Linked DNA regions of Mus musculus: region 2 is linked to region 1. A link is a loop called in an ENCODE intact Hi-C map of the cell type or tissue named here. Cell type or tissue: left cerebral cortex. All regions are shown on one strand. Links, peaks and the distances in the headings refer to the core of each region. The heading gives the core; the rest is flanking DNA.

Region 1 (9,984 bases), core at 2,639-6,638:
AGAAGAAGAAGAAGAAGAAGAAGAAGAAGAAGAAGAAGAAGAAGAAGAAGAAGAAGAAGAAGAAGAAGAAGAAGAAGAAGAAGAAGAAGAAAAGAAATAGAAGAAGAAGGGCTAAGCATGGTGTCACAGGTGTGCAACCCCAGCTCTTGGGAGGTAGGGGCAGAAGAATGAGGCATTCAGGTTCATCCTTGACTAAGTGAGTTTGAAGCTAGTATATATGGAAGATTTGAACATTTTCCGCAGAAGACAAGTAACTGTGCAGTAGCACTTGGGGACATACTCACTAGAGATCAGGGAACTTTGAACACAAGCCAGAGATACCACTACACTTCCACCAGAATAGCTGGAAACCTGCAGCTGCGAAGGCCTGGGCACCACACTCATACACCTCTATTGATAGTCAGAACTCAGAAGTACTTTTTTTTTTTTTTTTTTTTTTTTTGGTTTTTTGAGACATGGTTTCTCTGTATAGCCCTGGCGATACTGGAACTCACTTTGTAGACCAGGCTGGCCGCAAACTCAGAAATCTGCCGGCCTCTGCCCCCCAAGTGCTGGGATTAAAGGCGTACGCCATCACCGCCCAGCTCAGAAGTACTTTCATAAAAGCCTGTAGATGTAGCCTGGTGTAGAGTTGTAGTCTACCATGCACAAGGCCCTGAGCTCAGGCAAAAGCAACGTCTAGTGTGACTTCTTCCAGTTTAATTCACATCAGCCAACATACACTGTGCACCAGAGGCTGGCTAAGAGGAAGAGAATGATAAACAGAACATGGTGGCAGCCACTTGGGAAATGGAGGCAGGAAGATGAAGGGTTTGAGAGCACCCATGGCTACACAGCAAGACTCATGTTTAAAAAGAAAATCTGGAAGATGTAGGCTAGTGGTAGAAAGCTTGAGTGGTAGGTATGAGATATTCAAGACCTGTCTTAGTCAGGGTTTTACTGCTGTGAACAGACACCATGACCAAGGCAACTCATAAGGACAGCATTTAATTGGAGATGGTTTACAGTTTCAGAGGTTCAGTCCATTATCAGCAAGGCAAGATCATGGCAGCATCCAGGCAGGCATGGTGCAAGAGCTGCTGAGAGTTCTACATTTTAATCTGAAAGCTGCTAGCAGAATACTGACTTCCAGGCAGCTAGGATGAGGGTCTTAAAGCCCACACCCACAGAGCCACACATACTTCAATAAGGCCACTCCTAATAGTGCCACTCCCTGGGCCAAGGATATACAAACCATCACTGGGGTGGGGATAGTGTTTCTCAAGTTAGGGTCTCACTATGTATCCCTGGCTGTGTTGGAACTCACCATGTGGACCAGGTTAGCTTCAAACACTAGGTGCTGGGGTTTAAGGTGTGCACCGCCTTAAATAATTGTAAAATGATTTGTTTTCTGTTTCACTATGTGTGTGCATATGCCCTTGAATATGGGTAGCCTCGGGAGCCAGAAGAGGCAGGATCAGATCCCCAGAGCTGGGCTTGTAGCCTGTTCTCAGCTCTCCAATCTCCGTCGTGGGAACCAAACTCTAGCAAGTGCTCTTACGCCCTGAGTCATCTCTCCAGCCCCCACACTGTTTTTGTCTTATGTTTTCATACTTGTTTTTGTCTGTTTTAGACATAGTCTCACTCTATAACCCAAGCTACCTCATAGTACAGGTTACCGCTTACTCACGGCAATCCTTCGCCGCAGATTCCCGAATAAAGGGGCACCGAAAATGGATCTGACTCTAAAACTGGTTCTTTGAGTAAAGTCCTTGCGGCTGGAGCACGAAGATCCAAATTCCAGTCCCCAGAATTCATAGAAACGTTGGATGGGCATGGCCACCAGCCTCTAACCCTATCTCGTGAGGAACAAGGCTCCCAGGAATAAACTGGCTAGTTAAATAGCCTAACTGATTAACTCCAGGTTCAATTGAGATACCCTGGATCAATGAATAAGGACGAAAACGATCAAAGAAAACCCCAGCGTCGGCCTGGGACCTCCACAGTCACGCGTGCCCATCAGCATCCTCCCACAACCATTCCACGTGCAGATGGTTCTTTTTTGTTCTCTTACTAGCAGGAGGAGCGGGCACCTGTGCCGCTGCGCATGCATGGAGGTCTGAGGCCAACTTGTGGAGTTGGCTGTCTCCTTCCACCTTTATGTGGGTTTCTAAGTTCTTCAGGGTTGTGTGGCAAACATCTTTCTCCACTAAGCCATGTCACTGCTTCTCCCCAACCGCCGGCTGTTTTGGATATTGAGTTGCATAGGATGTCTTGTATCTTGCTATTTGGGAAGAATGAATTTGAACGTATGATTTCCCTGTCTCTACCTCCCAAGTGCTAGGGTTACATGCCTGGTACAAAGCCAAGAATTATGCACTTGTCTCTTTTTATTTCTGGTTGTTTTGTTTTGAGATGATACCTGTAGCTTGGCTGTCCTCCCTAGCAGCTCTTGCTGGCTGTCCTGTCTCGCTTGCTTTGTAAATCAGTTTGGCCTTGAATTCAACAGAGATCTGCATCTGGTTCCTGAGTGCTGAGATTTAAAAGTGTGCACCACCACACCTGGCTCTCTTTCTACTCTGCACTGTCTACTCTTTCCTCCTCCCCTGCCCTTCAACACAGATACGTAATTGCTTGGGATTCAACCCAGCACCTTTGGGCTAGAGAGGCGGCTTTGAAGTTGAGAGCATTTGGCGTTCTTGCAGAGGACCTGAATTCACCTTCTAGTACCAACATGGGCTAACTCATAACCACCGTTAACTCCATCCAAGGGATATGGCGCCCTCTTCTGGCTTCCATGTACACTTAGACACACACAAACATGTAAACACATATACACAGGTAAATATATAAATAAGGATGTAGAAACCTATGGATTTATCTGGAGGATATCATCCTGAGTGAGGTAACCCAATCACAAAAGAAGTCACTTGATACGCACTCACTGATAAGTGTATATTAGCCCAGAAACCTAGAATACCCAAGATACAATTTGCAAAACACAAGAAAATCAAGACCAAGGCGTGGATATTTCATTTCTCCCTAGGATAGGGAATAAAATACCCATGGAAGGAGTTACAGAGACAAAGTTTGGAGCTAAGACGAAAGGATGAACCATCCAGAGACTGCCCCACCTGGGGGTCCATCCCATAATCAGCCACCAAACACTATTACATATGCCAGCAAGATTTTGCTGAAAGGACCCTGAAATAGCTGTCTCCTGTGAGGCTATGCCAGTGCCTGGCAAATACAGAAGTGGATGCTCACAGTCATCTATAGGATGAAACACAGGGCCCCCAATGGAGGAGCTAGAGAAAGTACCCAAGGAGCTAAAGGGGTCTGCAACCCTATAGGTGGAACAACAATATGAACTACCCAGTACCCCCAGAGCTCATGTCTCTAGCTGCATATGTAGCAGAAGATGGCCTACTCGGCCATCAGTGGGAAGAGAGGCCCCTTGGTCTTGCAAACTTTATATGCCTCAGTACAGGGGAAAGCCAGGGCCAAGAAGTGGGAGTGGGTGGGTAGGGGAGCAGGGCAGGGGGAAGGTATAGGGGACTTTTGGGATAGCATTTGAAATGTAAATGAAGAAAATATCTAATAAAAAATTAAAAAAAAAAAAGAATGTAGAAACCTTTCACACTCCAGGTAAGTGCCCTACATCCTTGGCTGTCCCACACACACCAAGAAAGCTCCACAGAAAAGGTGGCGTGAGCCGCTCCTGAAACACAAAGGGCAGTTCATCTATGGAGTACACTGATCCCTTCACAAGTACGTGAACTGCTCAGTAACTAACTACACATGGGCTTTGTGATAGAACTAAGACACCCCACGCTAGGTGAGGGGTGCAGGCTTGTAATACCAGCTCATAGGAGGGGTAGAACCTGTGGGGTCAAGAATTCAAAATTCAGGCTGGAGAAGTGTCTCAATGATTATGAACACTTGCTGATTTTTGCAAAGGATCTGGGTTCAAGGCCCAGTACCCACATGGTGGCTCATAACCATCCCTAACTCTAGCTGCCTCTGTGGGCATCGAGTATGCACGTGGTGCACAGACACACATGCAAGCAAAACCTCATGCATATAAAAATGAAATACATTTTTTTGGAGACAGTTTCTTTGTGTAGCCCTGGCTGTCCTGGGACTTTCCTCAGACCAGGCTGGCTTTAAACTCAAAGATTCACCTGCTTGTGTCTCCCGAGTTCTGGGGTTAAAGGCGTGCTCCCCAAGCCCAACTTGAAATGAATATTTTTTTTAAATTATTTTAAAGAGTTAAAAGTCATTCTCAGTTACAAAGTAAGTTGGGAGCCAGCCTTGTCTACATATATCCTTGTAAAAAAAAAAATCAAACAAAACATATGGAGAACACATTTTTCGACACAGATGAGAGAATTGGGGGGTATAATCAGCAAGAACATACAGTTCTAAGTACATGACTAGGCAAACCAGATTCAGACAGTGGGACATGGAGCAACGCGGGAAGACAAGCCAGAGCTTCAAAATGCATCACCTTTGTCTCCCACTTTCTGGGTCTTGAGTGACATCTACTGGGCAAGTAGGGAAACTACAACTACTAGACTTTCTTCCCCCACTCCCATTCCCTTTTTTCCTTTTCTTTGTTTCTTTTCTCTTTCTCCAGACAGTGTTTCTCTGTGCAGCTCTGGCTGTCCTGGAATGCACCTGTAGACCAAGGTGACCTCAAACTCAGAGACTTGCCTGCTTCTGCCTCCCGAGTGATGGGATTAAAGGCATAGGACACCACTTCACAACAGATTTCTCATTATATTTATGTTCAAGGAAAAAAAGTTCCTTTCAATCCCAGAACTCAGAAGGCAGAGGCAGGCCTACTTCTGTGGGTTCAAGGCCAGCCTGGTCTACAGAGTGAGTTATAGAACAGCCCAGGCTACACAGAGAAACCCTGTATTGGAAACAAACAAACAACAAAAAAGGAATATATAAACAGTTTTAGGGTTTTTGTTGTTGTTGTTGTTGTTGATTTGTTTCACTGAAACAAAATCTCATGTAGCCAAATGTCATCAAACTTTATAGGTAGCCAAGGATAACCTTAAACTCTGTTCCTGTTTCCTTCCAAGAGCTAGGCATGCACTATCATTCCCAATTTAGTTCATGCTGGGATCGAACCCGGAACTAGATGGAAAGAGCCTATTGCTGAAGACATCACACACTTTGAGAGCAGGATGTAGACGTCAACTCTGGAAGTGTGTTGGGAGCTTCTTCCTTGTGACTTTCTTAGTGCTGGAGATACAAGCAGACTGCTGGGGAGAACTGGCAGTGGGTTTTCCTCAGCTGGTACCTTGCCTCCTTTTCTTCCAACTGAGAGGTAAGACATGCCCATTAGTACAATAATGGCAGACCTCTCATGGAAATGACGAACCATATTCTTATTACTACTACTATTATTGAATCTGAGGCCTGGTCCACCAGAGGGAACTCAAATCTAGCACTATAAATCTGGTCAAATGCCTGAGGCTGGGTTGCAGGGTCACAGCCCCTAGTGGGGAAGCTAGTGTTATTGATTTGCCATATAAACATGAAGTTCCTGTCATGTTGCCTTCTAAATATTTATATCTGTGTTCATAGATTTGTGCTGTTGGCTTTGGTCATAGAAACTTCTTTTTGTATTGGGCAATGGTTGCTACAGAGAATCCTGACAATGCAGAAGAGTGGGTGGGAATCTAAGTGCTGGGTAAAGGTGTGGAGTGTTGTGTAATGCTGTCTTCTGGGCATGACAGGACTGTTACATTCTTGAATTCTCAGTAGTTGGGACCACAGATTAGGTCCGTTAAAATTCCATCACGAGGTCTCTTCTCTTTCTGAGGATAATTGTTGCTAGGGAGAAGGGACTCAAGTTGCTTAACCCCTCCAGGAGGATCTATAGGCAATTTGCTGGGAAAAGAAAAGATTTGATTCAGGAGTAGAGACACTGATAGGGTTCACCCGCTCCTGTAAATAACCCTTACTTATGCTTCTGTAAGCAATTGTAATGTCTCTCACTGAGTCATCTAAAAGCAAACAAAGCAATGGGGGAAACATGAAGATGCAAAGGCAATTAGGTGAGAAAGGAAGGGCATCCATGGGACTAGGAAAAGAACAAGAAAGGTGATTGGAGGCTGGAGATGTGGGTCAGTGGTCAAGAGCACTGACTGCTCTTCCAGAGGGCCTGAGTTCAAGTCTCAGCAACCACATAGTGACTCACAACCATCTGTAATGGCATACATTCATGCAGGAAGAACAGTTAAACACATAAAATAAAATAAAATCAGAAAAAAGAAAAATATTTTAAAAAAAAAAGGAAAGGAAAGAAAGAGCTGGGTGGTAGTGGTGGCGGTGGTGGTGGTGGTGGTGGTGGTGGTGCATGCCTTTGATCCCAGCACTGGGGAGGTAGAGGCAGGTGGATCACCATCACAGATGAGTTTGTGGTCCGCCTGGTCAACAGAGCAAATTCCAGGACAGCCAGGCATGCACAGAGAAACCCTGTGTTTTCTTTGTGTCTCAAAAAAAAACAATAAATAAGTAGAGACAAACAGACAGTTGTAGATTGTTTGTTTGTTTGTTTTTGTTTAAAGAATAGAACATGTCTTAAGATTCTAGTTGAGTCCATCTGAAGTTAGAAACCAGCACAGAACAGCATCCTTCTCTCTGCGAATGATTAGTGAGCACATGAGAACTCAAATGAACTGATGAAGAAAGCCAAGTACTGACTTAGACAAGGAAGCAGCAAAAGGAATATGATGGTCGGTGGTTCTGATGCCAAGGTCCCATCCCCCAATTGGTTCTTGATCAATCAATAAAGATGCCTAGGGCCAATTGCTTGGTGGAAGGAAAGAGGTGGGACTTCCGGGTCCCCACAGGCAGGCTAAGAGTTGCAGGAAAAGAAAGGGGGATTTTCACCATGCTTCAGAAGGAGAAAAAGTGACCCAGTCATGTGAGATTGTAGGTGGTAAGGCCATAGGCTGCTTCCCCAGGCAGGAGATTAGAATTGCAACTATGTGGAGGGCAGTTTTGGATTGCTGAACAAGGAAAGGTAACTGATCGACTAAAGTTGAAGGCAGATTTAGGGTGCTGGGCTAAGAATACTGGGAGGAGCACACTAGCCATGGGAGAGTAGAAGCTCCTAGCAACTGAGCCATAAGGCAGGTTGAAAATTAAACTAATGTGTGTGTTCATCCGTGGATCCAAGGGAACCTGGGTGGAGCTACATGCAACATTCAGTAAGTTGGAGGAAATGCTAAAAAACATGGAGGGAAAAATTCACTAAGGAAACAAGATTGAAAAAGAACTAAACAGAAATGCTGAAAATGAACCAATCAACAAAATTAGAAACACATTGGGAAGTATTAATACACAGGCCATGCAGAAAAATGAGTTTTAGGCACGAAAGAGAGGGTCAAAACAGTAATAATTTCAGTAAAATAGAAGAAACAAAAATGGGCTGGAGAGAGGGCTCAGCAGTTGAGCACTGACTGCTCTTCCAGAGGTCCTGAGTTTAAATCCCAGCAACCACATAAGTGGCTCACAACCATCTGTAATGGGATCCCATGCCCTCTTCTGGTGTGTCTGAAGAGAGTGATAGTCTACTCATGTACATAAAACAAATAAATAAATCTCTAAAAGAAAACAAAGAACATAAGCAAAGAGCATGGGCAAACCATCTGGGATACACTGGGAAGAAACCAATCCTAGGAAACTACACTGTAGAAAAGGAGATGAGCTAAATAAAGACACAGATTGTTTGTTTGTTTGTTTGTTTGTTTGTTCAATGAAATTATAGCAAAAAATCCCCCAAACCTAGAGAAGAAAATGGATATCTAAACAAGGAGACACTTAGAACTCCAAATGCACATGTCCATAGAAGATCTCCACAGTCTATCAGTGAAGACACCAAAACTACCAAGTAAAGAGATGATGTGAAAAGCTGCAAGAGAGAAGCACCAACTCAGACACCAAAACAGACACATCAAGGCTGGGAAGCATGGCGCACACACCTTCAGTCTCGGCACTAATGAGACAGACCCTGCCTCACATATGATGCATCTATACTATATTATTAATTATATTATTGTGTATATGATATATATAAACCAAGCACATCCGAATAACATAAGACGATCATCAGTAACTCTAAAAGCCAAGAAAGCATAAAGTGAAATATTTCAAACCCTGAAAGTAAATAATTACTAACCAACAATTTGCTATACAAAACAAAATTATCTCTTAACATTGATGGGAAAATATAAACATTTCAAGACAGGCACAGATGAAGGCCTGTCTTTTACATTACAACAAAGCCAACATTGCAGAAAATACTAAAGGGATGGATATGCACAGAAGAACGAGAAAGACAGCTATCAAAGGTAGCTTCAGCTGTCACCATGGCACAACGGTAACCTGGGAAGAGTGGAACTCAACGGAGGGATTGCTTGGATCCTATTATTCCATAGCTTTGTCTGTGGAGAATTGTCTTGAATGTTGTAGGAGAGCAAATCCTTCTATGGACAGTGCCACTCCTGCCCTGAATTGTATAATAAAGCAGGCTGAGCTAGCCAGAGGGAGCAAGCTAGTAAGCAGCATTCCTCTATGGTCAATTTTTGCTTTAAGTGCCTGGCTTCAGTTCCTGCCCTGAATTTTCTCAGTGATGGAGTGCAACCTAAGGGTTGTAGGTTGAAATAAACCCTTTTCTCCCTAAGCTGCATTTGGTCCTGGTGTTTATCACAACAACAGAAAACAAACTAAGACAAAAAAATTATTAGCGAGAGCACAGGCAAGAATACACTGGACAATGTACAAGCAGATGAACAAAGGAGGGATAAGAAGGAATACACTATGACTGACATGTGAAATCAGGAAATCCCTAGTACTAGGAGGGAGGTATAGAACAACAAACTACCAATAATCAACACAACCTTAGAAAACGACAAGTTCCACTCAATACCAGCCTTAAATGCAAATAACTTTAACACATCACTTAACAGGCAGTGGGTAACTGACTAGATTAAAAACTAAGTTTCAGGTCAAGAGAGATGGCTCAGCAATTAAAAGCATGTTCAGCTCTTACAGAGGATCTGAGTTAAATTCCAAGTACCTATGTTGGGCGGCTCACAACATGCACACATGAACATACAAAGGTTTTTAAAATGTAAATGATTCATCTACCTGCTGTTCCCCAGAAACATACCTGTCTTAGTCAGGGTTTCTATTCCTGTACAAACATCATGACCAAGAAGCAAGTTGGGAAGAAAAGGGTTTATTCAGCTTATACTTCCATACTGCTGTTCATCACCAAGGAAGTCAGGACTGGAACTCAAGCAGGTCAGAAAGCAGGAGCTGATGCAGAAGTCATGGAGGGATGTTCTTTACTGGCTTGCTTCCCCTGGCTTGCTTCCCCTGGCTTGCTCAGCTTGCTCTCTTATAGAACCCAAGACTGCCAGCCCAGAGATGGTCCCACTCACAAGGGGCCTTTCCCCCTTGATCACTAATTGAGAAAATACCCCACAGCTAGTTCTCATGGAGGCACTCCCCCAACTGAAGCTCCTTTCTCTGTGATAACCCCAGCCTGTGTCAAGTTGACACATAAAAACAGCCAGTACAATTGACCCCTTGTCAACTTGACACACAACCACATCACTAGTAAGCCTCAACCCTTAGTTCTTATTCATCTCCAAGATCTAAACAACTTTAAAAGTCCCACAGTCTCTCCATATTAAAAGTTCAATCCTTTTAAAAGATCCAATATCTTTAAAATCCAAAGTCTTTTTACAATTAAAAGTCTCTTAACTGTGGGATCCATTAAAATACTTCCTTCAAGAGGGAAAAACATCAGGGCAACAGTCACAATCAAAAGCAAAAATTAAACTCCAACTGTCCAATGTCTGGGATTCACTCACAATCTTCTGGATTCCTCCAAGGGCTTGGGTCACTTCTCCAGCTCTGCCTTTTGTAGCACACACCTCATCCTCTAGGCTCCAGCTGCCTGTACTCCACTGC
Region 2 (9,984 bases), core at 3,772-7,771, 120 kb before region 1:
ACCATTTTTCCCTAATGGAGACACAACCAAAAGTGTTTGTTAAGTGGGAAGATGTAGAAACTAATCAATGGAAAGACCTGATGTTCTTCTAACATCAGAGTGAGGTTATGCTTCCAGAAAATGAGTGAAGCCCCAGTGTTCCTGCTCTGATGCATTGGACATGGGCATCCAATGAAGCGTCTGAAGGTAGACAACAAACCAAGAAAAGATGCCCTAAGAGGAACAGAAAGCTGGTGACTTAGGGAGACATCAAAACCAACTCATCAAGCCGAGGCCTTGGCGAGGCAAGAACACTATATTACTGACCCAAAAGTGATGCTGATTATACTAATTCTCAGCTTGTCAGTGCAGAATCCAAATACTTTTTGTCAGGGGGCTAGGGAGGTGTAATAAAGGCATGCCTGGAATAGGAAACAGTATGATGTTTTCCCATACTAAGGATTATTTTTAGTATTTTTTTATGGCCAGTCCCAGGAATGATTACTGGAACACTGAGAGGTCTCAAAGATGGCCTGTATGGTTAGTAAAACTACCATTATTGCAGCAAAAATATGAGCAGAAATTAATCAAGAGATTAATTTGGGATTATTCGTATATTCCCAGTCCAAGGAGTGGCACTATTAGAAAGTGTGGCCTTGTTGGAGTAGGTATTTCACTGTGGGTGTGGGCTTTAAGACACTCATCCTAGCTGCCAAGAAGCCAGTCTTTCACTAGCACCTTCAGATGAAGATGTAGAACTCTCCTCCTGTACCATGCCTGCCTGGATACTGCTATGCCCCCACCTTGATGATAATGGACTAAACCTCTGAACCTGTAAGCCAGCCCCAATTAAATGTTGTCCTTTAAAAGACTTGCCTTGGTCATAGTGTCTGTTCACAGCAGTAAAACCCTAACTAAGACATTGTTGCTCAAGCACAATCTTGGTTGTTAGCCGTTTCCTGTGTGTGCTGCTTAAATGTGTCAGATTTCTCTCATACTATGGGTGATCAAATTAATGATCTTCACAGGAAGATAAAATCTCTTTAAGTGACTTTGAATGGTATCTTAGTCAGGGTTTCTATTCCTGGACAAAACATCATGACCAAGAAGCAATTGGGGGAAAAGGGTTTATTCAGCTTACATTTCCACATTGCTGTTCATCACTGAAGGAAGTCAGGACTGGAACTCAAGCAGGTCAGGAAGCAGGAGCTGATGCAGAGGCCAAGGAGGGATGTTACTTACTGGCTTGCTTCCCCTGGCTTGCTTAGCCTGCTCTTATATAAAACCCAAGACCACCAGCCCAGAGATGGTTCCACCCACAAGTGGCCCGTCCCCCTTGGTCACTAATTGAGAAAATGCCCCACAGCTGGATCTCATGGAGGCACTTCCCCAACTGAAGCTCCTTTCTCTGTGATAACTTCAGCCTGTGTCAAGTTGACACACAAAACCAGCCAGTACAAATGATTATCATGGTTAAGATGGCTTTCCCCTTTCCTTAGTCCTCAGTTAGCTAGGCTTACAATTCTGTTATACTGGTCTATATTAGTTAGATTAGCCATGAAGCAATACATTGAACCTTGGCCTCTATTACAGTCACATTTTTTTTCTTTAAAAAAATAAAGGGGATGGTATATTGGAGGCATGGGGGCTATTGTGCTCACAGATTAGCAATAGGGGAACCAGGAGTGTTAAACACACAGGGTTGTTCATTCAAAGAAAGGAATGTAAAAACCTGTTATCAGCCCAGAAGGCCAGGAGCAGGTGTGGTTAACAGTCGGGTGAGCTTTGGGGTAGCTATGCAGTCAAGGCCACATCCGATCCTCCTCCTGGAACTTATCAGGAGCTTGTCAATCTATACAACCTATCTTTATGGAAAGTGTCAGTTAGAGTGAATCTGTAGAATTCATCTTTATTGAAGATGTCACATGTTGCTTCCAGAGTTCCAATGTAGTCATGTTGAACACTTTATTGTTCACTCAGGAGTAGGTTATCACCAGGAAAGTTTACAAGAAAATTTTCAGTCCTTCAAAATGCCTACAATGAGCTATTCAGGGTCTGATTCCCAAAGTCTGAACAAATACCGGCTACACAGCAATGTTGAAGGAAACCACCTCTCGCACCCCACCAGTTATTACTCTGCTAGCCATGGTGGTTACAGCGATACCCCAAAAGATGGAACTCAAAATAGTGACTGTATGCATGTTCCAAGACGCAAACAAACAGCTGTGTGAAATAAGAAAGATAATGGGTATGAAAGGAATTCAACAGAGGGAGAAAGGTTGAAGAAAAACTGATCTCAAATCTGGAAGTGAAAAAGCATAATAGATCAAATAAACTCTGTGGAAAGAATCAGCAAGAATGGACGGGGGATGGGGAGGACAGAATATCTTGAAGACAAGATGGAGAAAGCAGAACAAAATCTAACAAAGACAAAGAAAAAAAATAAGAAGACTCCAATGGCAATTCCAATATACATATGACATTTGGAAAAGGCCAAATTTGTTAGATTATCAGCATTGAAGAAACAGAAGAATCTCATTCTAGAGACATGAAAAGTGTTTTCAAGGGAACCAAGCAGGAAAAAAAAAATCCCAGATTTAGGAAAGGAGATGCCAGTCCAGACACACAAGGCATTTACAACACCACACAGACAGATCAGAAAAGAGACTCCTCTCACCATATGACAACTAAACTACTTGGGACTGGGAGTTCAGGAGTTATCAGTTGTAGCTGGCCTTCTGGTTATTTTAGTGGGATCTTTTTCTTACCATCTTTCTTTACCCCAATCCCTTCCAACCCCCCAACTAGAAAACAAAAATCCTCACTACAATTAGTATTCCTCATTCCTCTAGAGGAGTCAAGTTTGGTTTCCAGCACCTAGCTAAGGTGGCTCTCCACTGCCTGTAACCTTGGTTCAGAATTCAGTGCCTTCTCTGATGCACAAGTGGTGTACACTCACACAGATGGACAGGCAGACACACACACACACACACACACACACACACACACACATCTGACAAAATTAAAACACTAAATGTTCAGAACAAAGGCTATTGAACTTTCAGATCTGTGCTTACTTGGGAGTACATGTCAAACTCAGGAAGCTAAAAAGGGCCATGTAGGGGTGAGGGCTCTTCATGGGTGAGGGTATATAGAATACATACAATAGGAAAATAGAGGGGGGAGAATACTGGAGGCTAAAACTTTAAGCAGTGATTGGGTCGGGGTACAGCATGAGGGAGGAGTTTGTTAACCAAAACAAAGGATCTAAGGAAAGCATTTATGAAGACCCACTATGTGTAGGCTAATTAAAATGTGCGTGTAACTTTAAACACAGGTACCCAGCATGGGTAGTCAAAACTTCCCCCAGAAGATGTGTGTTATTAAACAAAAACTCAGTTCCAGACCTGGGATCAGGGTCAGAAAGGCCCCAGAGGCTCCCCAAACAACACTGGTGATTGCGGTTGCTCTTGGTTACTGACCATAACTAGATAGTAAGACACTATTGCTCGAGACAGAATATATTTTGGTTGCAGAGCATAAAGACATCAAACTAGGGGCAGGGGAGGGGGCATCGAGCTGGAACAGACCTAAAGCCTTCCTCCCTGCTGGCGAGTTTTCGTGTGCCAGAGGGTACTAACTAAGCAGACTGCAGGGGAAGTCGTCAGTGATACTACCCAGTGGTGAACCCTGAAGGCTATAACACCAACCTGCCATGCCCACTGGTACAATAGCAACACAAAGGTTATGAGGTAACCAACTGCTTTTGCATTGGATCTGAAGCCTGTTGCAAAGGAGAGAATTCATGTCTGGTACTGTAAACTTGAGGAACCTACAAGTTATCTTGCTAAATGGGCATGCCCAACTCCCTTCTAAATATTTATGTTTACATATAGATTAGTTCTGTCCTCAGCCTCAACCAGAGCAGATTCTCTGTAGTGGGCAGCAATTAGTGCAGAGACTCATAACTGGTCAAAGAACTGAGAGTGACTACTGAATGGCCAGCCCTAAGTAAGACATCTATTTCAACATACATGCACGTGCACATGCACACGCACACACACTAACTAAATAATGCATAAAAGGGAGCAATGGCTTGTAAATGTATCTTTTCTACTCCTATTGTCATCCCCAAGGCTTACTGTCTCTGTCTGCTAACCTAGGCCAGGTCCTAGAAGCTTCTAGCTTCCATACAATCTAATCTAGGGCTAGAATGTTTCCTGCCTGTGAGACTTACTGCTGAATAAGCTCACCTTTTCCTGTTCTGATCTCTGGCTGGCTGGTCAACTCAGCTGTTCTGGCTCAAACTCCTCTCCAAACTGACTGATTCAATCTGGCTTCTCTCTCTCGGCCTTTTCTTAATTGCTCTGCTTGGCCTCATACTGATTTTGGCAATCTGTTCTAATCTTCTGACTCCTTCTCAGTCTCTGGCTCCTCTGCCTTCCCCTGTGTTTAGCTTGCTCTCTCTTTTCAACCTTTTCTCTTTGTAACTGTCCTGGTAGATTCTCTCTTTCTCTCTCTCTCTCTCTCTCTCTCTCTCTGTGTGTGTGTGTGTGTGTGTGTGTGTGCTGCTATTGGTTATGTAACCTCTTTCCCCTCTCCTCTTGAGAGCTGGGTGTAGCCTATTCTGTCAAATCTTTCTCTGATTTGTTACTTTGTCTGCCACTCAATTAGACATAACTTTCAAACAAGGTGCTTTCTTCTACAAACTAACTTTACCTTCACTGTTTGGGATTAAAAGTGTGTTCTAAGGGCATATCTGTATTCTAACCAGAGGAATTAAAGGTGTGTGCTATGACTGAGCCACATCACAACTAGAAATCGTTTTTTTGTTTTTGTTTGTCTTTTAGTAAACAATACACTCTCAGGGTTCAGTGTGATCAAATATCCTGCAACAATGATTACTTTTAAATTGTCTTTTTTTATGTATATGAGTACACTGTAGCTACACAGATGCTTGTGAGCCTTCATGTGGTTGTTAGGAATTGAATTCTGGACCTCTGCTCACTCCAGCCCAGAGATTTATTATTATAGATAAGTACACTGTTGCTGTCTTCAGACACACCAGAAGAGGGCATCAGATCTCATTACGGGGTGGTTGTGAGCCACTATGTGGTTACTGGGATTAGAACTCAGGACCTTCAGAAGAGCAGTCAGTGCTCTTACCCGCTTAGCCATCTTGCCAGCCCACTTTTGAATTTTCTTGCATATTGTAAACATTATTTATGTAAATTCATATTTTGCCTGTGTGTCTATGCATCATATGCATGCAGTGCCCACAGAGGTTGAAAGAAGGCATCATCCCCTGGACTGAAGTTACAGTTTCAAGGAGTCACAGTGGTGCTGGGAAGCAAACCCAGGTTCTCTGGAAGAGCAGTGTGTGTGTGTGTGTGTGTGTGTGTGTGTGCACCATATCTGTGCGGGAGACCATGGCTTAAATGATAAGCTATGTCTCTAGCCCCAACATCCAATTTTTGAATGAATAAGTGAGAAAATGTCTTCATTGGTACAGTGTAGTATACAACCTGGAAAGGGCTTTACAATAAGGATGCAGTGTCCTAATTTAGGAATATGACGTGCCCTGGTAATTCTACTGACTCAGCCTCAACTTACTGGATGACACTGCTTATCTCTTCTTAAAGGCTTGAGGCCATGTGGCCTATGGCTAAGTGAGCAGACCTTCTAAGGCACTCAGACTCGTTAACCCCCTCAGGTTTGAAAACAGTTGTTCACACGGTAACCGTGAGGACGAAGCTATTGCATGGTGTTCCATATTACCCTCTACTCGAGTTTTGGATTCTAATTACACATTCTCAAGCTGAGGTAAAAAGAACAAGGAATCAGGATGTCTCCCTGGTAAGGAACTGCCTAGCCCTGGGCAATTAGTTTTTCGAAATCTCTTTCTGCTGGTTTTCATTTGTCATCCCCGCTCCTCTACCTGCCTGATTGTCAAGCCTACAGCACTATTATCTCTCTGAGGTGATAATGGCAGTGGGCGTGTGAGGACTTTTGGCCACGCGGGGGCAGCATTCTCCCTCCCAGGTTCACTCGACCCCTTCTGCAAAGACCCAGGGCAACCCAAGCAGAACAAAACCCCAGCGTGGGCTCGCCCTTTCATTTTAACTCGCTGTGCGCTAGATTGCAATGGAAGAAGCAGTTTCTTAGAATTCCAAGGGTCTCAAAGGAGTAGCCGACGTTCTCGCGATGTCGCCACCGGAAGTGGGTGGCGGCAGGCCCTCGGAGTTCTCGCGAGATGCCGGCGGGAAGTGGGTGGCGGCCGGGCCGAAGCTGATCACATCACTGGTCTGCTCTCGCTAGCTCGGAGCGGCTGTGGCCATTGCCTCGGGCGCTGTTTTCTGAGACCTCGCCTCGCCGCGGTCTTTCCTGCCCCCAGCTCGCGTGCACGGCCTCCGCTGCCGGTCGGTGCTCGGTGTCCCGCCGTCCCCATCCTTGGTCGGTCCGCCGTTAGGCCGTGCCTCAGGCCCAGTCCGTGGCGACGCCGGCAGGTGATGCCCAATACAGCCATGAAGAAAAAGGTGCTGTTGATGGGAAAGAGCGGGTCGGGGAAGACCAGCATGAGGTCGATCATCTTTGCAAATTATATTGCGCGCGACACTAGGCGCCTGGGTGCCACCATCGACGTGGAGCACTCCCACGTCCGATTCTTGGGGAACCTGGTGCTGAACCTGTGGGACTGTGGCGGCCAGGACACCTTTATGGAAAATTACTTCACCAGCCAGCGGGACAACATCTTCCGTAATGTGGAGGTTCTGATATACGTGTTTGACGTAGAGAGCCGCGAACTGGAAAAAGATATGCATTATTACCAATCGTGTCTGGAAGCCATCCTCCAGAATTCACCTGACGCCAAAATCTTCTGCCTGGTGCACAAAATGGATCTGGTTCAGGAAGATCAACGTGACCTGATTTTTAAAGAGCGAGAGGAAGACCTGAGGCGTTTGTCTCGCCCGCTGGAGTGCGCTTGTTTTCGAACGTCCATCTGGGATGAGACGCTCTACAAAGCCTGGTCCAGCATCGTCTATCAGCTGATCCCCAACGTTCAGCAGCTGGAGATGAACCTAAGGAATTTTGCCCAGATTATTGAGGCTGATGAAGTTCTGCTGTTCGAGAGAGCTACGTTCTTGGTGATTTCCCACTACCAGTGCAAAGAGCAGCGAGATGTGCACCGCTTTGAGAAGATCAGCAACATCATCAAGCAGTTTAAGCTGAGCTGCAGTAAATTGGCCGCTTCTTTCCAGAGCATGGAAGTGAGGAATTCTAACTTCGCTGCCTTCATCGACATCTTTACATCAAACACGTACGTGATGGTGGTCATGTCAGATCCATCCATCCCTTCTGCAGCTACTCTGATCAACATTCGTAATGCCAGGAAACACTTTGAGAAGCTAGAAAGAGTAGATGGGCCCAAGCACAGCCTCCTCATGCGTTGAAATAATGCCAAATGCTCTTTAGTAAAATGCTGAATTACGGTGTTTTTTTTTTTTTTGCATCATTTGTCTTTAATATTCATAATGTCATGTGCTTAAAAGTGAGCTTGAAACGTGTGCTTACTATCTCATCTCTTCCCTAGTCTTAGTATTGGACGCTATTTACTCAGCTATCAAGTAGAGATCTTCAAGACGGCCTTTATGAAAAGTTAGTGTGGTGTTAACACTAAAGTAGGTGGGGTGTGGGTGGGTGTGTGTGTATGTGTGTGTGTTCTGGTTACCTGGTTATAATAGAGTATTAAAGCAGTTATCTTCTGTATTATCAGATCACAAAGGTGGAATGTTACTATTTTATCAGCAAGATATTAAAATGTATTTCTAAATCCTCCTTGGTTTCAATCATGAATAAACTTATTAGCAATTTAAAATGTTGTTTGAAATAATTTGCAGGTACTTTATAGATTCTGATTATCCTCAAGTATCATTTAGCTGGCAAATTGGCAATGCTTGGTAGCAGATGTAGTAGTGGTAAAGACTCAAGGGGCTGGAATAGTGACTCTGGTTAACAGCACTATCTGCTTTTCCAGATACCTGGGTTTAATTCCTAGCATCCACATGACAGTTCACAACCATGTGTAATTCCAGTCCTAGGGAATCCAACACCCTCTGGCCTCTACAAACACCAGGCACACAGCTGGTGCAAGCAGAACATCCATCCACATTTAAAAAGTTTAAAACTAATTCAAGGACTAGATATTTATATAATGTAGCTCAACTGGTATATAGCTTGCCACGAATTCACAAGATCTGGGATCCACCACCAGAGGCACATAAAAGCCTGGTGCTAGTGGTGCATGCCTGTAATCCCAGGTGAAGGCAGTATTGGGTGTTTTAAGGTTGTTGGGATGTTTAGCCAGAGATACATGAGACCCCAGTCCCAACAAGTTCTTATGCTAGGGACATAGCTCAGTGCTAGAATGCTTGTCTAGAACTTCCTGGGGTGAAATCCCAGTGCTGATCTTTTACTTTGAAGTCAGGCAAGACGTGATTTCACTATGCCTGCTCTCCTTTTGTGGCTACAGTAAGACCACTACATTAAGATCAAAATGGTCAACAAAGCAAGCATCAAGATTATGCCATTCCTCCAAACACTGCATGTGACATCTGGCAAAGTTTGAGCCCATTAAATGCCAGGTATTAAGTACTTGGCATGCAAGTATTTTAATCTAGCCTCATAACCTGATGGATGGTGATGTCTATCATTAAAACATGAGGAGGCTGGCATGACTGGTGAGACACTTTAGATCTGACCAGACCCTTTGTGCCTCCATCACACCCCTTTACCTCGGCATTTGCTCCTTCCCTGTAATCCCAGTAGTCAGGTGGCTATGTAAGATGATTACCATAAATTTAAGGACAACCTAGGCTATACTATACTAAGGTCTTGCTTCAAAAAAATAAAAACTACCATTTTAGGTATAGACTATTTCTACATGTAATTCCAAATTTACAAACTTTAGAAACAAAGGCTGCAAAATTGGTGTTTTGACATTTGTATTTATCTGGAAATTGCATGATACCAAGTTTGTATATTACTTATTTTGTGGGGAAAGATTCTGAGGTTCCTAGTTTGCATTGGGCACATATGGTTAAAAGCAGAATACAAATATAAACTGCTCCATTTCAGTTCTAGTGTCATATGGGCTGTGTTAGATAAAGCAGAGACTTCTCTGACTAGGAGCCATTCATTTTACAAAGGCACAAAGACCACTCACTCACTCTCTCACTCAGGCCAGTCAGGGCTACATAGCAAGACCCTGCCTCAAACATAAAAGCTGTTGTAAATCTAGATCCTAGTGAGTAAAACACCAGTAAAAAAAAACTCTTACCTGTATCATTGAGTCTTAAATTATTTTACCAAGTTGTACTTTTGTATGCGATAATTCAGTGGTGTGTTTGAGGCATAATTCTTTTTGAAATACAGGGAATTCCAGACAAGTGGTGAAACATTGTTTATTCTAGACAGCAGTATGTAGAACAGTCCTTAGAACACAGACATTTTCCACTTAACAGCATGAACTTGCCAGCTCTCAGTGCATAAAAAGGTGGGTGCTCTTTAGAGCAACCAGGCATCTGATCTATATATACTGTCTTCACACATTAAATGAAATGTTTTGAAACACATTTTTTAGTATACTAGGGGGAGAAATAGTTTGCTTTTATACAGGTCTCAAGAATTCCTGTTTACACGCTAGAAAAAAAATGGGATGATACCTTATAACTAAGAATATTGTAAAGGTTTCAAAATGTCTGTTTAGTATTTTGTTAAGCTTAATCCCTGCCCCCCCCCCAAATGTTCTTTATCTTACTTAGTACCACTTTTCATGCTCAGCACCAAGGTGTGTATACAGCTGGATCAGAAATCACATAAAGTCGGGGGAGATGTCTAACAAAGACATTAAGGAAAAGCTAGGCAAACATCTGTAGTTCCAGCACTTGGAAGACTGAGGCAGAAGACAGCTGTAAGCTGAAGCTAACCTGAACAAAAACAGCAAAA

Evidence for each region. Hi-C counts contacts between places; a loop is a spot of excess contacts. Peaks named below come from ENCODE experiments on the same cell type or tissue, not always from the same donor. Only the 100,000 strongest peaks of a DNase experiment are listed, where the experiment ranks them.
Region 2: a loop joins it to region 1, with 6 times the contacts of the local background. A loop is called at or near these places in 20 of 42 quality-filtered maps.

Annotation. Positions count from the first base shown.
Region 1 is chr4:86,692,545-86,702,528 of GRCm38, forward strand. No RefSeq gene overlaps it. Among named protein-coding and RNA genes, the nearest start is that of Gm42312, 14 kb to the right of the region's middle. In left cerebral cortex, for the core only: CTCF peaks have their summits at 2,776 (motif pointing left) and 4,535 (motif pointing left); DNase peaks (open chromatin) are centred at 2,750 and 4,510.
Region 2 is chr4:86,569,431-86,579,414 of GRCm38, forward strand. It overlaps Rraga (Ras-related GTP binding A), which reads left to right and starts at 6,243. Exons shown (of 1, transcript NM_178376.3): 1 at 6,243-7,855. The coding sequence starts at 6,489. The coding sequence ends at 7,430. Haus6 (HAUS augmin-like complex, subunit 6) reads right to left here. Exons shown (of 17, transcript NM_173400.3): 17 at 9,425-9,984. In left cerebral cortex, for the core only: CTCF peaks have their summits at 5,044 (motif pointing right) and 6,014 (motif pointing right); DNase peaks (open chromatin) are centred at 5,743, 6,224, 6,726 and 6,895; H3K4me3 peaks cover 2,211 bases; H3K27ac peaks cover 1,974 bases.